Linked DNA regions of Homo sapiens: region 2 is linked to region 1. A link is a loop called in an ENCODE intact Hi-C map of the cell type or tissue named here. Cell type or tissue: Caco-2. All regions are shown on one strand. Links, peaks and the distances in the headings refer to the core of each region. The heading gives the core; the rest is flanking DNA. Region 1 has its middle 53 kb from the start of IL6. Region 2 has its middle 20 kb from the start of STEAP1B-AS1.

Region 1 (5,386 bases), core at 313-5,312:
TTTTAAGCTTTTAATAAAATTATATTCCCACTCAAACGTAATAACAATGGTTCTCACCAGTTAGAATTGAGATTTACCACTGGCCACACTATCTTAATTAGGCTATGACCTCTTGTTGGAGCAGGAGTTGCAGGCAAGCCTTCAAAAAGGCCATGCTGCACCACCTGGGCTTTCTCAAGAAACTCTGCTCGGGAGGAGAGGACCTGGCAATCTGGATATGCAAATGCAGAGCAAAGCGTGACTCAAGGGCATCAGTGCAGCTTCCCAGAGGTGCCCAAGCAGAGCAGGGGTGCCATGTTGAGGATGAGTGCATGCTGTTATTTCAGCATACAAGTCAGTTCGGGTCGCATCACATCCATGTCCCTCTCTCACCCTCACACACACAGCAAGTGCACTTGCTCCATGTATCAGCCTTCTTTCTCTTGCCCACAGCTGTCCTGCAGAAGTTGATATATTGACCCACATTCCAGAATCCTGAGGAAGCCTAGCCCAACTTCTTGAAAGCCAGCACCAAAATACTCTTATTTGTATATTAAATGAGAGAATCAAAATTCCAGTATGCTTTGTCTGATGAAAAAGATGCAGGGAAGTGAAGCTCCATGTAAACAATTACCCAAGTTCAGAAAGGCATGATTTGGCCAAGCAGATATGAATCATTATAAAAGCAAGACTTCTAGTTTTACTTGAAGAGTTAAAGATGTGTGTTTATTTCCTCCAAACCTACTTAAAGGACATTACAAAAACAAATTTTAAGAAAAAATAACACTAAGCAGCCAAGGCAGTCTGCCTGTAGGACTCCAGCCACCAGAGTGGGCAGAGTGCAATACCAGCAAAAAACAGGATTAGGGGATAGGGTCAAACTGGAATGAGGAAACATGTCCACACACATCCACACCAATATTGCCCATGTTGTCAACCTTTTGGAGGCTCAGCTTCAGAATGCTTGGAAGGCAAGTTTCTGTCCTTTAGGCAAGAGATTAGACAACTCCCCTCAGGGGAAACTAAATATCAAAGGGAAACCTGCCTTTGCACATTTAAAGTTCTTCCAATGGAAAAAAATGGGAGACCTGCCAGATCACCCTTCAGAGAAGCCCAGCAGCTAATGAAATCCCCCTAAATAAGGCTTCCAATCAACATTTTAGTGCCTCTCCCTTAAAAATAAGTGACCAGTGCTGGGTGGGGTGGCACAAGCTGGTAATCCCAGCTACTAGGGAGGCTGAGGTGGGAACATTCCTTGAGCCCAGGAGTTTGAGTCCAGCCTGGGCAACAAAGTGAGACTCCCATCTGTAAAAAATAACTAAAAAACAAAAATAAATAAGTGGCCAAGATATTTGTGAAAAGCAACTCTCTTGAAGGAAACTAACAGAAATAAGAAATTCAGAAGAAATAAACAAGGAGATAAAAAAATGTTTTCAGGTAATATTAATGTCCTCAGAGAGATAGAAGATATATTCATGAAACAAGACATCATTTTTAAAAAGAGAGCTCTTGGGAATTCTAAATGTGATAGCAGAGATTAAAAGCTCAATGAAAGGGTTAAATAATAAACTTGAGGAAATCTCACAGGAAGTATAAGATAGAGACAAAGAGATTGAAAAGGGAAAGAAGATTTTTTTAAAAACAGGATCCATCCAGGAAGGCCAATACCCAGAAGGAGAGAATAAAGAAAACAGAATGAGAGAAAGAGAGAGAAATATAATCCTGATACACAATGCAGCTCAAATGTAGTTAGGGCTGACATAATTTAGCACATCATAGAATGTCGAGGTCTCAGCCAACAGTGGCAAAACCAGAAAACCAACAAAATTTACAATGCAGAGTCCTCAACAGGCTCAGGAACTGGCAGTTTCAGATAGTGCTTCTGAAACTGAAGGTTACGGTGAAAGAAACCAATCTAGGATGGGCTGGGTAAAAGCTGTGTGAGAAGCAATCAGAGCCTTCATTCCCCTCTCTGCTCCACATCACTGAGTATGTCCTCTTCCCCTCCCCCATACAAGATGGCAGGTTTATTCTTTGAAGGAATCCTTCCTGACCGGAGGTCAATTGGCACAGCGGTTGATTTGAGAACAGTAACACAAACCATAAAATGGTGAGACCCGCAGCCCTTCTTCCCCAGCTCTGTTTCCCCAATTGGCCATCAGAACAGTGACAGCATACTTGTAACCTTGGCAGGAGATTAGAAAGGTTTCTTTCTGAGGAATCTGACCAGTCCATGAAAAAAGGTCAGAAAATACTGAAGCAAAAAAGTTTCCTAAAACAAACAGTGCTTCCAGCTCACCCTACAGTGAAGCTCAAAGTCAACAAGCCTTGCCTGCAAGTTGAGAGCATCCAATCCACTTTTTAGTCCTCTAATCCTGAACAAACATCCAAGGGTGCCAGATGTCTAAGGAAAGCCCAGGGCAAGAAAACTGGAGAACAAAACAAATAGATAAAAGCAATTCGGAGGAAATAAAATACACAGTGACTAAAACTTTAAAAGTATCATGAATACCCTCAGGGAAATAAGAGACAATGACATACCTTTGAAACAAGAGTAGGAAACTATAAAAAGGAACCTAGGACCAGAAAATAGAATTGAGGCATTCTAGAAAGGTGAGTAAAATGACAGAGGGGAAAACAAAAACAAGAAAATGAAGATATTAGAGAACCAATCCAGGGGTCTGAATATCTGATTAACAAGAGTTTCCAAACAAGGGAGAAGAAAGCCAACGAGAGGAAATCGTCAGTAAAATTATTCAAGCAAATTTCTCAGAAGTGAAAGACTTAAGTTTCCAGATTTCCTGAAGGGGCCACTGAGGGCCCAGAATAATCCAGGCAGATTATTGTGAAATTTCACAACACTGGGGACTAAGGGAAGATCCTTTTTAACCTGATTACTGGAGGATGTTCTCCCCCAAAATAAGAGAGTAAACCAAAAAAGAAGAGATGAGGAATCCAACTTGGGAGAAAAATCTAGAGAATTCCAAGGTCCACAGTGAAGGAAAGACTCAAGATAGATGACAGCTCTGCAACAGCCTGGAGAGCATTCAACTCAGAAGAGGAAAGGGATCGGGGGTGGGGTGGGGAGTGGGCTATCCTAAGAGAAAAAAAGAAAGTGATAAACCATCCAATGTTGGTGTCTATTAGAAGGTGCGTCTGCTAGAAGAGGTACAAAGAAAATTAGGCAAATAGGAAAAAAGGCAACAATTTCAGGAAAAACTAGAAAAGGCAACCATAGTTCACAGTGCTCAACTGGAAATTGTATTTGCATAAAAAGTTAGGTAAATACAGAAGTTTAATCAAAAATTGTATTATCTTGGGAGGGTGGGGCATGGGAACAATAAGGAAGGATAGTATAAGAGTTGGATGTTCATCTATCATAACAGATGATTATGTCTAAAAGTCACCATTGCAAACAGTATATCTAGGCATATCATTTAGAAGTACTGAGATGTATATGCAAGAAGAAATGGCTAAAAGAATCAAAAGTAGTTGCCTCTAGGAAGAAGCAACGAAAGAGTGTGAAGAGTGATACAGGGAACCATTGTAATTTCTTTAATACTATTTAACAATACTTTTATTTTTATTTATTTATTTATTATTTTTATAGAAACAGGGTCTTGCCATCTTGCCCAGGCTGGTCTCAAACTCCTGGGCTCAAACAAGTCTCCTGCCTCAGCCTCCCGAAGTGTTGGGGTTACAGGCATGAGCCACTATGCCTGGCTTAACTTTTTCAAAAACTAAAATTAAAAAAAAAAAATTCTTTTAGAGACAAAGTCTCACTGTGTTGCCCAGGCTGAAGTACAGTGGAGTGATCACAGCTCACTGCAGCCTTGAACTCCTCGGCTCAAGCAATCCTTTTGCCTCAGCCTCCCAAGTAGCTAGGACTGCAGGCATGAGCCACCAAGCCCAGCTAATATATTTTTTATTTTTAGGGATGAGATCTCACTATGTTGCCCAGGTTGGTCACAAACTCCTGGCCTCAAGCAATCCTCCCACCTTAGCCTCCAGAGTCACTGGAATAACAGACATGAAGCACCATGCCTTTTTAAATGATGTGCATGTATACCTTTGATTAAAATGTTTTTTTTTTTTCAAAAAGAGACAATAAAACAAATATAAAGGATGTTAGTTCTTAACTAACTCAACTTATCAACTCCTCCAGATAAGGGGTCTTATTCCCCTTCTTCTCAGCATCTGGCACAGAGAGGCACTCAACAAATGTTTGCTGTTTAATTGATTGCTTTATTGATTAATTGAAACAAGCAGTCAAAAATATTCATAGGTTTCTTGAGCTACACTGATAGAAAATTCTAGGAAAAAAATTAATAGCTAACACTCTTTAAACATCTACTATTTGACATCCTCTGTTCTAAGTGCTGGGCATTTATCATATTGCTAAATCCTCAAAACAATCTCACGAGGAAGATACTGACATTGTTCCTGTTTTATCAACAAAGAAACTGAAGGACAATGAGGTTGTATAACTCATTCCAAGTCACACAGCCAGGAAGTATCAAAGCTGGGTCTAGGCCAGGTGCGGTGGCTCATGCTTGTAATCCCAGCACTTTGGGAGGCCGAGGTGGGTGGATTGCCTGAGCTCAGGAGTTTGAGACCAGCCTGGGCAATATGGTGATGCCTCATCTCTACTAAATTAGCCGGGCGTGGTGGTAGGTGCCTGTAATCCCAGCTACTCAGGAGGCTGAGGCAGGAGAATTGCTTGAACCCAGGAGGTGGAGGTTGCAGTGAGCCGAGAACACGCCACTAACACTCCAGCCTGGGCAACAGAGCGAGACTCTGTCTCACCAAAAAAACCAAAAACAAACAAAAAACAGCTAGGCCTAAACCCAGGCTGGCTGACTCTGAAGTCTCTACTCTTGACTGATGAGCTTTATAATCAAGAAGGAGGTGTCCTGTGGTCACGCCACAACTGGAATATTATGTTCTGTTTTGAACACACACACACACACACACACACACACACACTTCAGAAGTGGAATGTAATCACAGGAAGTTGAACAGGATGTGAGGAGATCAAAAACCATAACAGTGGGTGTGAGGAATGGTTTTTAGATGAAAACAGTCTAATCATGCTTGAAGAGGGCTGATAAAGAACAGGGATTGGATTTGTTTTTTATGACCCAAGTAGTAAAACCAGAATCAACAGTAGAGATTAGTTGGGGCTATATTTCAGTTTAAGGAAGAAATTTTCCACAGTTCCATAGGACATCAAGTGCTTTGGAAATAGTTTCATTACTGAAAATCATAAGCCCATCAACCTCCAGGCTCGGAAGAAACTAAGGAATTTCATCCAGTCACCCTCAGGATGCTTGGATCACCTTTATAGCACACTCCTAAAAGGTCTTCTCAAACATCCCAGGGACAAAGAATACACCAGAGATGGCAC
Region 2 (5,386 bases), core at 132-5,131, 91 kb before region 1:
ATTGATTAAGTCACTGTTTCTTAAACATGAGTAATGAAGTAACCCTTTAAATGGAAAAATATTATAAATCATTAGTGTGGACAAATCATTTTAATTATGTTTCTTTAAGATAAATGAAGTATAAATGCTGTATATGCATAGCTGTTATGCAAATCTAAGAGTAAATCTAATGTAGGAATTAAATACAAACTAAACTACAAAACTAACAAAATGAAAATTATCAATATTAATTCAGAGTAATGGTTGATGTTATTTGCTGCCACTAACTTGTTGATGTTTGGTTTAATAGTAGAAAATAAACTGATGTATTTAGTTTTACTTGTTGCAAATGTTGGCCGTTGGAACTATTATTATTATTGAGACAGGGTCTCTCTCTTTCACCCAGGCTGGGTGCAGTGGCACAATCAGGGCTCAATGAAGTCCCTATCTCCTCGGCTCAAGAGATTCTCCCATCTCAGCCTCCTGAGTAGCTGGGACCACAGGGACATGCCACCACGCTGGGCTAATTTTTTTATTTTTTATAGAGACAGAGTCTGACTCTGTTGCCCAGGCTGGTTTTGAACTGCTGGGCTCAAGCAATTCTCCCGCCTCGGCCTCCCAAAGTGCTGGGATTACAAGTGTGAGCCACCACACCTGGCCCTGGAACCATTATTGTTACTGTAATTATTGTTTTTCTTTTTAACAAACAAAGCTTTTTTAAAGCAATAGATCCATTATCTTGAAAGGCCAATTAGCACACTCCAAAATACAGTATTGAAATTTAAAAATGCTGTTTAACAAAAGAAAATTTTTTGTTTTTCACTATAGCGTTTACTGCTAATTGATCATTGCTAATTTGTGTATATGAAGACAGGATTTCATCACAAAACCACTGACTGAATTTGTACCTCCAGCCAGCTCTGCAGTCTTTGCGGCTTCATGTAGAGATGTTCCTAGCCATTCATTCTCCCACTGCCTTTCTCTGTGCAATGACCACAAAACCTCAGCATGTGTATTGTAATAGAATGTGGGTTTCCTTGGTATTAACATGACCATATGTTCAATGTAAATGCCCCTCTAAAACTGTATGGGGGACTTCAGTAAAAGGAGGTGGTCAAGATGTTGCCGGAAAAAGGGGTCCCCATCTAGAGGCCAGGAGAGGGTTCTTGGATCTTGCACAGAAAAGAATTCAGGGTGAATCTCAAACCACAATGAAATAAGCAAGTTTATTAGAAACTACTCTGTTATTGAGTAGCACATCCTCAGAAAGCAGGACGAAAAACGTGCCGTCCTTTGTTAGTGTCTCTATTTATAAGAAACTATAGAGCTATAATTAAACTTAGAATGTACAGATGTGCTCACTGAAGGTAGGGGTTATTGGTGCTATCAATGACCATTAATTCTTCAACCTAAGCCTGCCCATTAACATTATATTTAAGAAAAGTGGGCTGTACTCTTAGGACATCTGGACATTCTGTAGGCCTGGTGGGAGATGTTCTGTGTGGCCATAATATTCTGCAATTAGAAGAGCAGTCAGCTTACAATGTGACTATTTGCAGACCATAAGCATTCACTTTATAGGTGCTTTGTGAGTGCCTAGCTACGAGCTTTAAGATTGGGTCGCTCTAGTCACGTTTTGTTAAACTAAAAGCCTAGTAATCAGACACTCCTCTAATGCAGGGATTCTAGAAAGTATTTTTATTACTTTAATAGTATTATAAATAGGAAAACACATTTTAGATTTTTATAGATTTAATGGGCTCTGGGGATATGCCAGAAGGCTCCAGGTTGAGAAGTGGTGCACACGTTAATATTCAGGTCATCTGAACTGATGTACAACCTCAAGAACGATCAACCCAATGTGAGTACAGCCAGATTAGTGCATCATGGAGCCCCAGCATGGGACATCTATCTGGTTTAGAAAGAACATGAATAAGGAAATGTAAAACATATATATATATATAGCTGATAACATATAAAACATATATATGGCTAATAACATATAAAACATATATATATAGCTAATAACAATAATCAGCACTTGTCTACAGTAGCTGCTTAACATGAGGCATTGTGTTAAGCGATTGATAAATATTATGTATGATTAAAATATGTAGTTCATTTACCAGCTACCACAGAGATATCCAACAGAATAACAGAATTCCAACTCGATCACTTAAAAAAAACACACACACACAGGAAGGCAATTTGTTTCTAATTTAACAGCATTAGATCTAATGCTCCAAACAGAAATCTCTGAGGAGGAATTCGTTGTGGAGCAAATGGGGTTGCTGAGTGCAGAGGCCAATAACTATGGCACTGGCTTTTGAGAAAAGAAAGGCTTCATTGCAAAACCTGCCAGCAAAAAGACAGGGGTTGGGTTCAAATCTATCTCCTTGATTTGGGGTCTGGGGCAAGTTTATGGGCCTGAAGGGCAAGGGAAAAAGGATTTGGGAATGTTGGTTTGGTCTGATTGGAGGGCTTCAAATTTGGCCATTTACGGTAAGGTATGTTGAGGCAGACTTTAGCCCCAGATCTTCCAGGCCAATGGACCCCTCCTTCTGAAAGCGTTCTGGTGCGTTCTGGTGTGTTCTGGTGTTCATGTTCTGGTCATGGTCTGGTCCTCCTGGTTCTGAGTGGAGGAATCATTGGTTCTGGGTGTTGTTAGAGGTCAAAGCTTTTTCTATAGCACATGCCCAGGTTATATGACTTGCAGTTTTTTGGCTCTGTTATACCTACAAGGTAACTCGACACTTTTGTTATCAACAAAGCAGGCTCAGTTTGGGCTGGTCCCACAATTACAAAATTTCCTGCCCATTTCCCAGACCCAATCTCTCCTTGAGTTCCAGACTTGAATATCAAGACATATTTCAAATTTACAACATCAGTGATAGAAGTTGTCCAAAGATGGTTGTTAACAACTCTTTCCCTCCCTGCTTCTCGCATCAGGCAGTGAAGCCTTTCTCCCCTTCCTTTGAATAGGGTCTGGCCGTAGTGACTTGCTTGACCAATAAAACACAGCAGAAGTCGCTTTGTGCACTTGTTAGGCTAGGTCATAGGAATGTTTGGAACTTCCACCTGACTTTCTTGGAATGCAACTGCTTGGGACACTCCCTCTTGGAACTCAGCCACTCCTCTGTAAGAAGGCCAAGCAACATATGTTGGCACTGCTGTGGATGGCCGTTGCTCAGCTCCCAGCAGAGAGCCAGTAGTAACAAGAGCCATATAAGTGAGCCCCAGATGTCTCACTGTAACTGCAAGAGAAAAACAGAATCACCCAGCTAAGCCCAGTCAACCTACAGAAAGATGAAAGATAATACATTGCAGCTTTAAGTCACTCACTGTTGGGGTGGTTTTTTAGGCAGCAATAGGACACTATAAGAGTGGCCAGACCAAGTCCTTCACTTCCCCTCACAAAACTTGCTCCTCACTCTGCTGTGTATGCCACCTTAGGAAAAAACTTCAGCTTGATCAGGTCAAAAATCTTGGAGTCATCCTTTATCTTTTCTTTTACTCAAATGTCACATCCACTCCATTAGCAAATTCTGTTGGCCCAACATCCCAGTCATATCCTGAATTTCTCCATTTATTACTCCTTGTGTGACCCCACCATCTTGGCCCTCCTGGGAACTCATGCAGTGACTGAGGATGCACAACTAACCAGGACAGACCCAGAGAAATGAATGGGAGAGCTCTCAAACTCCATCTGGTACAAGGATTCATGTTCCTTTGAAGTTGGTCCTTTGCTCTGCAGATACTTGGACTTCAAGGGTGTGTTACAGGGATGAAGTTGTTTGCAGTAAACATGGATGCACCAACAGAACCTGTTCCCAAGTTTCTGATGGAAGCCAGAGGCTCCACACAGGGATGTGCTTCAAATGCATATCCCTTGGTTAGCTTCACATGCTAACCAAGATTGCTTTGCCCCCATACCACAAAGATTCTGTGTTGGAGTCAAAGAGCTGTAACTCTGTAAGTACTTCAAAGCATTTCAAAAACCCTAAAGGGCAGTGTGTATGTATATTTACCCAGCACAGTGAAGGCAAAAACCACACTCGTGAATATTTTTAGCATTTGGGGCTGTCAGAAGAGCTGGGCCCTTGGCTAAATATATCCAGGCAGTTTCCCTACATTACTAGCAGGGTTTGTTTTCAATTCCTATTTCCTTCAAACAGCAGTCATATTGAAGGAAATAAGCACTGTAATAATAAATACCTCTTTCTGCATCATAAGTTATTATGGAAGTTTTTCCTATGTTTATTTTCTCTATAATTCCTATAAATAATAGGAATAAATAAAAAATAAAAGTGCCTATAAATCGTGCTCCTAATATGAATTTTTATTGGTAGGATCTTCTGTGAAGATTCAGAGATGTGGGCCACCAGTTAACATAAGAAGTAGATGCAATTTCTTACAACCATTAACTAAGTCCTCTTTATACTTCATACATGTGTTAGCTAATTGAACTCTCTAACTAAACGCTGATCTATCACTATCTTTTTCAGAAAGAATGAGAATCATCTAAGGTATCTCAATGATTAATTACAAATGACAATATCTAACACACATTAAATGCTCAGTGTGATGAGTGTTTTACATGCAATATATCACTGAATTCTCAAAACAACTTTGTCAGGTAAACCCTATTATTTTTATTGTATAGAAAAAAATAAACTTTCTCTGTATGTTCACATTCAACACACTTCTGTGAGCAGGTATGTGGGTTTTTTCCCCACACATTCAATTCTCCTGTGGACATCAATTGGATGTCCTAAAATTCCATTCAATTCTGATTTTAATCAGAGTTGGCATAGACCTCACCAGTTAATGACTTAATCCCACAAGACTGTTCCCCATTTCAGATGCCAATCACAAGTCCTAGGTGTCACCTGTACTTCTGATGGACTGGCTATTAATCAGAGTTGTCACAACACCCTCCTCAGGTTTGAATATTTGCTAGGAAGGGTCACAGAACACAGAGGAGCACTAACTTACCATTACCAGTTTATTGTGTTAAAAAATAGGATAAAGGATATAGATGAACAGCCAGATGAAGAAATACAGAGGGTGAGGTCCAAAAGGGGCCGGGTGCAGGAGCTTCTGTCCTCGTGGAATTGAAATGCACCATGCTCCCAGCTTCTGTGTATGCTTCCCAACCCGGAAGCTCCCTGAAACTCATAGTTGAGGGATTTTTATATAGGAATGACCAATTAGTAACTCAATCTCCAGGCCCTCTTTCCTCCCTGGAGGATAGAAAATGGGGCTGAAAATTCCAACCTTCTAATCATGGCTTAATCTTTCTGATGACCAGCCCCCTTCTAGGAGTCTAGCAAGAGTTGTCTTATTCGAACAAAAGAAGCTCCTATTACCCAGAAAATTCCAAAGAATTAGAAGCTTTGTGTCAGGA

The links. A loop is a pair of places that touch in the nucleus more often than their neighbours do. Peaks named below come from ENCODE experiments on the same cell type or tissue, not always from the same donor. Only the 100,000 strongest peaks of a DNase experiment are listed, where the experiment ranks them.
Region 2: it touches region 1 in a loop (3-fold over the local background); 8 of 110 quality-filtered maps call a loop at or near these places.

Annotation. Positions count from the first base shown.
Region 1 is chr7:22,671,160-22,676,545 of GRCh38, forward strand. No RefSeq gene overlaps it. Among named protein-coding and RNA genes, the nearest start is that of IL6, 53 kb to the right of the region's middle. In Caco-2, for the core only: no CTCF peak of the experiment used is centred there; DNase peaks (open chromatin) are centred at 890 and 2,332.
Region 2 is chr7:22,580,354-22,585,739 of GRCh38, forward strand. No RefSeq gene overlaps it. Among named protein-coding and RNA genes, the nearest start is that of STEAP1B-AS1, 20 kb to the left of the region's middle. RefSeq lists an enhancer at 2,793-3,367. In Caco-2, for the core only: no CTCF peak of the experiment used is centred there; a DNase peak (open chromatin) is centred at 3,068.